Regions from separate parts of the Mus musculus genome. Here all the other regions are linked to region 1. A link is a loop called in an ENCODE intact Hi-C map of the cell type or tissue named here. Cell type or tissue: left cerebral cortex. All regions are shown on one strand.

Region 1 (2,500 bases):
AGGGGATAATGGTGCACGGCGGCGTGGTCTGGCGCAGAGGACAGCGGCAGCAGGGGCAGCAGGGGCTCTCCCGGGGCTGGCCAGCCCGGCAGCCGCGGGAGCAACGGGGCGGAGGCAGGCTGCGCCGAGGCCAACAGCACCGGCGGGGGCGCGACCCCGGCGCCAAGCCGGAGCAGCCCGGCGGTGCCGGGGACCATCCAAACCCAGGGCGGTGGCGGTGGGTCTGCATTCATCGGCCACGGGAGAGGCTGCCGCCACCGGGGCTGCTGGGGCTGCTGTAGCTGCCGCCGCCGCCGCTGGAGCCTGGCGCCCGCCAGCATCCTACACCCCCGCGCGGGCGGCGGCGGGGGCGGCGGGCGCCCGAGGTGCGGGCCGGCGGCGGCGCGGGCTTCGGAGCGAACTCACTTGGTTGCGCGACGCGGCCGCTCGCTCCGCCCCTGGCCCGCTCTGGAGCCCCTCCTCCTGCCCGCGCCAGCCCCGGGCCTGGCGGGGCCCCAGTCCCCGCCCACAGATCCGGACCCCCGAGGCGGGGACACAGCGCGGCACGATGGGGTGCTCCCAACCCAGCCGGCTGATTTTTTTTCTACTGTGATCCCTAGCCCACTCCGTTGTCGCTACTGGTGGCCAATTGCTCTAGCTGACGGTGCGCACGGAGGGTCCAGGGGCTCCAGACCCCGCTTGCGATCCTAATGGCAAGCTGAAGCCGAGGTGGCTGCGCTGGAACCGGGCAGGTCCCGCCACTCGCGGAGCTGGCGGCCCCGGCGTGATCTACCTGATTTAAAGTGAGTCTAGGGCCCAGGGCCCAGAGGGAATACTAGACTGCAGACGTTGACGCCAGCTGAGTCCCGGACCCTTCTAGGCATGGGTCGATTTCTCTCTTGGATAAATATGCAAAATATTTTCCCAAGTCTCTAGAGGTTCACTGTGCCAGGAAACCCGAATTTTTAGTACTGGGTCTAAAGTCCTTTCTGGCTATCTGCTGGCTTCAGCGCCCTCCTTTGCCTCTGCTTTAACCCACAGACTCCCAACCTCTACCCTCTCTCTGATGCAAGGCACAACACAAGTGACTTCTTCTAGAGGGCTTGGCCTCGGTGAACTTGTTTTTAATCCCTCCGGGCACAGGACTGAGTTCCTTCATGCCTCGCCATAAGCTGCTGTGCCGCAAGAAGTGTCTGGGTCAAAGAATCTCTTGCTCCACTCGTTCCACGCGGAGCTTCCTTTCTCTAAGCCGGCGGAGCCAGGCTTCGCTCTGATCACAAGCAGTTTCCGCCAGGCGGCGCTGGTCCCAGCCCCTGTGCTGACCTAGCTTGCGCAGAACACTGGGTAGACTGGTCCAATGCCAGGTCTTCTCCATCAGATCCTCTGACATCAACTGGTAACGGCTTCCAGCCCCAGTCCAGTCCTAGACAGTTTGTGCCGGCGGCAGGGCACAGACTGTCACGTGCTAAAGAACCTGAAACCCTAGGCATCCAACTTCTGGTACCAAGCAGGAGCTTGCCAATGAAGCCTGCCTGACGGCGGGAAAGTGCAGTCCGCACAGCTACATCCAAAGACACACCTAGGTCAGGCACATACTCACCACCCTTCACCCCGTTCGCAGCCCCTCCTGGTAGAAATAGAAGCACCCACTTGGCTCCAATCAGTTTCTAGGTAGGGTTGCTTCCTCGTTTTCCTGGTTTGCCTACCTTTCTAACTTCCTCCTGACCTGTCACAATTTCTTTTTGTCTCAACATATGCTGATTTACATAGCTGGCACATCGCTACTTCTCTCCACCCAAACCACTTACAATTTGTGAGGTTTTCCCTTTCTTGGATGCCAAAGTACTGACAAGATTATTTCCCATGTAAAGCCCCAAAGCTTCGCAGATTGGAGCAGTGGTATCATCCACTGGAGGCTGCACTTCTGTATGTACACAGGTGATGTTATGTGGCCATCTTGCTCTCTAGGCTCCCACTCAAACTGGGATGTTGTGCCAGTTGCTAGGTAGACTAATTCCCCCCATCCCCCCTCGAGAGCTTGCGCGTGCAAAGCTGTATTCTTAGAGAAGTAGAACAGGGTCCATTCATTCCTTCATGGTGTGACCTGGGGGCATAGAAGATTCCCAGTGGCCTTGTCTGGGTTGTGTGTACTCTCAGCAAAGCAAAGTTTTAGGCCTGCAGCACCTCTAGCTCCTGGAGTGAAGGAAGGGAGTCACCCCAAATCTGTGGGTACTTACCATCCTGGGGGGCTTCTACACCGGTTCTCACTCAAGGCCTCTGCTAGGCAACTTGGCTAAAGGTTAAGTTCCTGTCTGGGCTGGTGTTCAAAGGCCTTGACACCTTGGGCACTTCCTGACTCAAAAGAGAGAGCAGGCTCAAAGAGCCTCCAATGGTCACACTCCTCTTTTTCTGTCAACTGTCAGAGGCTCAACACTATCCAAGGATCTCAATATTGGAGTCACTTTTCTACATCATGCTCTGTGCTGGAGTCTGAGTAACAGAAAAAAGGAAAAAAAAAAAA
Region 2 (2,500 bases), 920 kb before region 1:
TCTCCCTACACCTGACCAAGGAGTTCATGGACTCTGCATTTGACTGTCAGTGCCACTTGTCATGGGGGAAGCCTTGTTCAGGGATCCTTCCTGACAGAGCACACTTTATACCTATAGCTGGTTTAAAACAGCCAACACACATGGTATTGTCAGGCAGTGACCCAAGCACTCAATTCATCGGGAGTCACTGCTGTCTCAACACTACGGTAGAGGGGGGAATAGGTTAAACAAACTGCACAAGGTCACAGTACTTGGTGTAGCTGGGATTTGACCCTAGATCTCCAGCCATGCTTCCAATTGACCTCGTATCCCCGACAGGATGTGGAGTTATAGTCCAATTATGTAGCTTGAGGGGGAGGACAGTTGTAGTTCTCAAGGGTCCAGGTCAATGGTAGGTAGAGGATGAGAGGGGCTGGATCTTCTTCATTGGCATAAGAGAAGCCAAAGCTGAGGATAACTCTACAGAAGGTGGGGTGTGCACTTCCAGCAGCCGGGAGCATAGGCTTGAGTTCCCAAACACAGGACCAAACAGATGATCCCTGACCAGGCACCTCGACAGATAGCTACTACATGAATTAGAAAGTAACCCTCTGGGTGCTAGTTTCCCCCAGCGCTGATTGGCACCTCCTTTGAGTTTTGATCTACATTCTTTCTCCTCAAGGCCTTGGTATGCACAAGGGAGGATGCACAGCTGCAAGAAACCAGCATTGCCTGTGGTTTGAAGGTCTGCAGAGATGAGTGCATGCCCCATTAACACAGCCTGCTCCTGGAGCAGTAAGTTGGGAAATGGGCCACTCTGGAGGGCTCATCCCCACACTGTTGGATCCCCGATGGTCCAGGGATGTCCAATTGCTCCCTGTGTGGCTGCCTAGCTGGCCCAGTTCTAGCCTAGTTCTGAGATGTTAGTGTCAGGACAAGGTTGGATCCCGGCCTGACTGACTGGAGTCCCTGTCCTTGACTGTTGAAGGCCCTTGGTGTCCAGACACGGCTTGGGGGAGCGGTCACTCCTCAACCCCAAGGCGGGTAATGGTAGGCAATGCGGGCTTTCCTGTGCTAACTCAGCTTCTCTGTCCCCGATGTCTACTTGTAACTTTGCAGGAACTAGCCTGGTATCCTCTGTAGCTGGTCACCACTGGTCTATGAATGTCACAATCAGCTCCTGGCTGTAGGAGGCAGCGGCAGGTGGTGACCGTGTGTGTCCACGCGAGGTCGCTGCGCACCGCGGGCCGATCAACCGCGCAGTCTGCAAGAGCGAACTTTGGGCACCAGGGGGCGCGCGAGGACCAAGGTTAGCACAGCATGGACAGGAGTGCGGTGGTGGTGTGTCCCTCCCGCCTCGCCTCCGCGCGAGTCTTGGAACCGCTTGTTTTGAAATTCTACCTCCCTTTTTCCTTTACAGAGAAAGCGTGTGGAAAATCTAGGTTGACTAGCTGGGGAGCAGCGTTCACAGACCTGTGTGGCTGCCTCCTATTCGAATACCAGAGCTAATCCTCACCCCCACTCACCCTGCCCCCAATCTCCTGGTCCTTGGAAGCCACCTAGATGGCACTGCTGATTTGCACCCTGCGGGAGCCAGCATCCACCCTCTGGAGTGAAGCTTACCTGGTGGATAGCCATCAGCCTAACCTAGGCTTTCAGGTGTATATGTGGAACACCTCACCCCTATTCCCAGCTCCACTTCACAGAGGACACGCCATAGAATAAGGTGCCACAGTCTCATTGCATCATGAGATGGTACTGTCCCTATGATCTGTCACGGCCTGAAGAAGTTTGTGGATGTCTTCACGGTGACGCAACTCTCTTCCCCTTTCCATGCTGTGTTGCTTGGAGACAGTTCACACCTGAAGGGCAGGCATCTTTAGGGGGAGGTGCAAAACTGAGGTTCTGTTGGGAAAATTTTGGATATTCATCCCTTTACCCTGCTTATTCTTTTGTCTAGCCATTCGTTCATGTCAGGGGGTGCTTACCGGTATTTTATATCTGCTGCGGAGTTCTGCTCTCTGGGCACGATACGACCATGGCCGTCTCAAAATCATCAGCAGTTCCAACTATCTGCATAAGATCCTTGGCCACTAACATTCCCTCAAGGCTGGTGGGCCTGATAGGGTACGGCTCAGGAGGGTGTACTCGAGAGAAGGATATAATTGATGAACAGTTAGGGGCACTCTTCTTTGGAGGTGTGGCTGCCCATAAACTGTTCATGTTCCTATAAGTAACTCCAGTTAAATGTAATGATTAGTTAAGGTAGACGTTGGGGGTGTTGGCTCTTTGGTCTGTTGCTGGCACCCTGTCTGGAGGGAGATATCCATTTATCTCTCTCCATGCAAAGTTTAGCTACAATAGCCAAGGGAGTGAGGGAGGGAGTGGTCATGGAATGGTGGGAGGCGTGGCCACAGAAGGATGGGAGGCAGGGCTGGTGGTATACACAGGGGCCTCTGTGTGTGTGTGTGTGTGTGTGTGTGTGTCCCAATTCTAGTCTTTCTGAAACGGAATATTTCAA
Region 3 (2,500 bases), 910 kb before region 1:
CCCACAGTGTTATACATTCTAGACAAGCACTCGACCGTGAGTTACGTTCCTACCTGCCTAGGAATTTTTCGAAATGGTTGTTGGTCCCCAGAGAATGGAAAGAAACGGTGATTTTCAGTCAGTTTTCCCCAAGAGGAGCATCTTGCAAAACTGAAGGTATAGCTCAGTGGTCGGGCATTTGCTCAGTCAGGAATGCAAAGGCCCTGGATTTGATTCCCAGCCCTGCAAATCAAATCGAAACCCGTACGGCAGCGCTACAGCCCTGACCGCTTTGCTCCCTCAGTGCAGTGACTTGTGAGCCTCTCTCAGAGTTGCGGGTTGTCTGTGTGTGGACCACGTGTGTAGCTCATGCGCCTGCGCCTTCACAGTCAACAAGCAGCCTGTTTCCAGAAGCTCCTTGCTCTGTCCCTTAGCACTGAGGACTCTAACCAACCCCACAGGTCAGGACACATTCTCGACTCCCTCCTTGCCCCTCCCAGGCTCCACCCACAGGACTTTCATGATAGTGTCTCCTGAGTGATGGGGTCCTCTGCCTCTGCCCGCTAGCCTGCTTCAGCTTGGCCCAACCCTACCTCTGTTCTCCTCGCACACTCCTGCCCCCTTATGCTGCACCTTGCCTCATAAAGACCTAACTAATCTTCGTCTTCCTCTACCTCTCTTCCTGTTTGTCTCTTTCTCCCCCCACGCGCAATCTATCTTTATCCCTGTTTTCTCTCTCTCCTTATTCGTCCTGTGTATTAGGTCCATCTCTTAGCTCTCTCCATATTGCTGAACAGAGGTCACAGTCCAGATGAGAGTGGCTGCCTTTGAGCCCAATCTACTCCCTGCCATCTCTCTCCTGAGCTGTGTGGGGTCAGGGAGCCATGCCACCCTGGGACAGCGTCACTTAGTGCCAGCTCCAGGACTTTTTGTTGGTTATGGGTTTTTTTTTGTTCTTTTGTTCGTTTGTCCATCTTTCTTTTCTTTTTTCTTTTTCTGGTAATTCGTCCTGGCTTCGAACTCTCTCTCAGTCCCTTTGACCACCTCCCTAGCTGTATCAGGCAGATATGCCATCGCAGACACACCCATCCCTGGCTATCTTTTTAAATCAAGCATAGTGAAACATCTCTCAGCCCAGGTAGCAGAATCAACAGTGGCCAGGGCTAGCTGCTCACTGACCCTTGAGCTGAGCGCATCTTTGGTTACCTTGCGAGAAAGTGAGTAACTGATTTCAGACTTAGCACAAAATAGAAACTGTGAGGAAGTCATCACGTCTTAGAGTTGCGTGCTCTTTGCCAGTAGCTGTTGTGCTTTCTGAGGGGTGCTGATGCCCCCAGGCGATAGGGAAGGGCCGTTCCATCTGGAGGGCTCAGGGCACACCAGATTTGTTGGAGCAGCCTTTAAAGAGGTGCCTGGGAAGACGACGCTCCGATAAAAAGCTCACTGGTTCTTGGTGAAAAGTTGGATTTGCAGCATGTTGAGAAAGCAATTTGGTTTCATTACCTCTAAGTGCCCCGTGCATTACAGATGTAGGTGGTACCCAGAGGCCCCGAGCGGGCTAATGGAAATGCTCTTTTATTGTGGGACATTCCGGAACGCGTTTTCATAAACGTAAATATAAAACTCTTACTATTCCTGAAATACCCTTTCATTTGTAGACACTAGTTCCCGAAGCCCTGGTTCTAATGAAGTGGGGCTACCATGAGACCATGCTTCTGGGGGAGGGGGAGGAGAGGGGGAGAGATGGGAGGGTAGGGGAGAAAGAAGAGACAAGAATCAGGTGCAGCAGCCAGGTCACCAAAAAGGGGAAGGTAACCAGATGTCTGTGTTATATAAGGAAGAGCCTCTGAGGAAAGGGCAGCCCAGCCCCTGGGCTGGAGACTTCAGGGTAAAGGGTACAGGGTGTGCCAGCCATACCCTGTAACAGGTAGATAGGGACTGAGGGATGCTGGGAGAACCTGGAGGCCAGGTCTGCTTTGATGTGTTAAATAAGCACCTCAGCCATTTGTCCTAGGTTTGAAACATAACACAGTGGGGACACCTTGTCCTGTTCTTTATAGGGTCAGGACCCCCAGGAAGGTAAGCGGCATGGGGGAGGAGGAGGAAGAGAGAAACGGGAAGAAGAATCCAAGTAACATCTTCCCGTTGGGAGTTTCACAGATTTATGGGAGGACCCAAGAGTTCTGTTGAGGCCACAGCTGTTGGACGTCAACCATGAAGGCTTCGTCCCCAATCCTGGCTTAATGTGTACTGTCCTACTTCAAAGCAGCCACGGTGTTCTGATGGAAAGGTCTGGCAGTAACGTGTGTGGTCTCCCACGCTGTGTGCTGAGAGACCGCCCGGTGCCCACTGGCTGGGACTGGAAGCTGAATCTCCACACCTCTTCCTGTCTACACACGTGACTGTGTATAGAGCTCTCAGCACAGGCCAGTGCTGCTCTTTCTCAGGCTACCCTAGTGATCTTTGACTGGGATTAGCCCCTGTTTTCTAGATAATGGGGTTAATATTCCCCTACAAGTCT
Region 4 (2,500 bases), 800 kb before region 1:
TGTGTATGTATGTATGTGAGTCGGTGTGTGTCTATGTATGTGCATTGTGGGAGTATGTAGAGGTCAGAGAACAACCTTTGGCTGTCCATCTTTGTTGGAATTTCTGCCATATTGCATACTCCAGGGTAGCTTGGTTTGTAGCTTGTGGATGGTACTCCTGCCTCTGTCTCATTTATTGCCTTAGGAGTACTGAGGTCATAGATGTGTACCACAACATTTGGCTTTTTTAAATGGGTTTTAGGGATCTAGTTCCAGGTCTGATGTCTGTGGCAAGTGCTTTTACCCACTGAGGCATCTTGCCAGCCCTAGCATTCTTTGTCTTATAAAGGCACCATTCACTGGGCAGAGCATCTACCTTAAATCAGGCTGTTCTTTTGTTTGTTTGTTTGTTTGTTTTGGTTTTTTTCAAGACAAGGTTTCTCTGCAGCCCAGGGTTTCTCTGTATAGCCCTGGCTGTCACTTTGTAGACCAGGCTGGTCTCGAGCTCAGAAATCCGCCTGCTTCTACCTCACAAGCGCTGGGATTAAAGGCGTGTGCCACTACTGCCCGGCTGGCTGTTCTTTTGTAATGTGGCTAGATGAGCAAGGCCCTTCTTTCTAAGCACACCCACATTCATACATCTAGGAGCTAGACCCAGGGCATCTCCTTTGCGGCCACTATCAATGGAGAGCTGTTTATTTCCACATCTCGCCTTGAGCCGTTGCTGTCACAGAGAGGTTGGATGGTTCCTTGATGGGAAAGTGCGCAGCATGGTGACTGTTGGGAGGGTGTCTCAGGGGCTGGCATTATCCTTCTTTACCTCCAATACTCACGGCTGGGTCTGGGTAGCCCTTTTTCTCCAACATCAATAACTGTTACAGGTCCCCAGTTCGTTCTCCCTTCTAATCACCCCACTGGCTCCTGCCAAACTTGGGATCGGACTGGATCTGGTTTCAGGAGGAGGACGCCCTGGCCTTGTGGCTCTTTATTCTTCTGGCACTTTCCTACAGCGCCTTGCGGACTGGGCTGTGGCGAGCTGTTTGCTGCGTCTCTCTCTGAGTTTTACCCTCAGCGATATATATGTTTTTTCTAAACCAGAAACGGAACAAACACTAAAAAGCTATGGAGAACTTTACTCCTCTCCTCTCCTCTCCTCTCCTCTCCTCTCCTCTCCTCTCCTCTCCTCTCCTCTCCTCTCCTCTCCTCTCCTCTCCTCTCCTCTCCTCTCCTCTCCTCTCCTCTCCTCCTTTCTCTTCTTCCTTTCTTCCTTTCTTTAAATTCACAAATGTGACCTCAGAAACAGTATGCAAATTTCGAGAAAGCCTGAGTTATGAGGAGAGCAGGCACCTTCCCTTCTGAGTCTTCAGGGTTAGGTTAGGAGTGGTGCGCTGATCCAGCTCTGGAGCTCAGGGAAGCCGGGCTCCAGATCCTCAGTGTGTCAGCGATCACGCTGCATGTTCCCACTAGGAGGCGCTCTAGACACAGTTTCAGCACACACCACCTCCAGGGACCTGCCACCTCTGCTTGATGCTGGACACACAGGAAAGCAGGAGGCTGAAGCATCCACCTAGCCCCCAGTTTATCCTCATCAACCAGGCACAAAGCAGGGCTCCGTGTGAGAACAGGTGTGGCTTATTTTCCCTAAAACTGTCGCCTATCTCGGGTCCTCTGGAGGAACAGCAAGTGCCCTTATCAACTGAGCCATTTCTCCAGCCCGTCGCAATACTCTGTTTTATTCAGCCAGAGACCCCAGCGCTCAGAATGGTGTCACTCAGATTTAGGGTAGCTCTTCCTATTTACATGAACTCAATCTGGAAGATCTCTTGCAGACATGTTCAGAGGTTAATGACCAAACCCTATCAAACTGACAAGCAAGATTAACCATTAGAGCACATGTTCTTTACATAGCCTCTCAATAAAGACAACACCCTGGGAAGATCAGCCCAAAGCCCCGGTGCTTAAGCTTCAGTGAGAAAGAAGAACGTCTGGACTGTTACAGAGACAGCAGAATGTGCCTCCCGAGAGTCTCGCCTGGAAGTGTACAAAGTACCGGCAGAAACTCAGTCATGGGACTGACTTACTGTATAAAAGCAAGAACTTTGGAATAAAGTAAAAAAACTTTACAGCACTTTGCAATGGACTGGTATATCATTGTGAGCATATTTTGCAGTTAAAAGATTTATCTAGCCTAAACATAATTTTTCTTTTATAAAAGAATGTATTTTAAAATTTCCGTTCTTTTCTATGATGACAAGAGGGTCTTGGAATATGATGCCTGGAATATATTTCTGCAAAAATCAATACATTTAATCCAAACCTTCGAAGTTAAGATGATATTTAGCCAATGTGTGAGAAATATTTTTTTGGAAGGAAAGCAGACTATGGAGAAAGCATTAAAACTCCCCAAGCCGGCGTTTGGGAATGCGATTTGATTTTGTTGCTGACATATATATGTACCACTCCTATCTCTGGCTGTGTGGAAGCAGAATCTCTTAACGTAATTCAATTTTCCAAATGAAGA

The links. A loop is a pair of places that touch in the nucleus more often than their neighbours do. Peaks named below come from ENCODE experiments on the same cell type or tissue, not always from the same donor. Only the 100,000 strongest peaks of a DNase experiment are listed, where the experiment ranks them.
Region 2: a loop joins it to region 1, with 3 times the contacts of the local background. A loop is called at or near these places in 2 of 42 quality-filtered maps.
Region 3: a loop joins it to region 1, with 3 times the contacts of the local background. A loop is called at or near these places in 2 of 42 quality-filtered maps.
Region 4: a loop joins it to region 1, with 4 times the contacts of the local background. A loop is called at or near these places in 4 of 42 quality-filtered maps.

The regions. Positions count from the first base shown.
Region 1 is chr7:138,397,334-138,399,833 of GRCm38, forward strand. Tcerg1l (transcription elongation regulator 1-like) reads right to left here and starts at 397. Exons shown (of 12, transcript NM_183289.3): 1 at 1-397. The coding sequence starts at 320. In left cerebral cortex, a CTCF peak has its summit at 1,286; DNase peaks (open chromatin) are centred at 469, 578, 751, 1,302 and 1 more place; H3K4me3 peaks cover 1,142 bases; H3K27ac peaks cover 401 bases.
Region 2 is chr7:137,477,211-137,479,710 of GRCm38, forward strand. No RefSeq gene overlaps it. Among named protein-coding and RNA genes, the nearest start is that of Glrx3, 41 kb to the left of the region's middle. In left cerebral cortex, a CTCF peak has its summit at 1,227 (motif pointing right); DNase peaks (open chromatin) are centred at 930 and 1,259; H3K4me3 peaks cover 229 bases.
Region 3 is chr7:137,483,852-137,486,351 of GRCm38, forward strand. No RefSeq gene overlaps it. Among named protein-coding and RNA genes, the nearest start is that of Glrx3, 48 kb to the left of the region's middle. In left cerebral cortex, no CTCF peak of the experiment used is centred here; no DNase peak of the experiment used is centred here.
Region 4 is chr7:137,601,799-137,604,298 of GRCm38, forward strand. No RefSeq gene overlaps it. Among named protein-coding and RNA genes, the nearest start is that of Gm51411, 51 kb to the right of the region's middle. In left cerebral cortex, a CTCF peak has its summit at 1,452 (motif pointing right); a DNase peak (open chromatin) is centred at 1,454.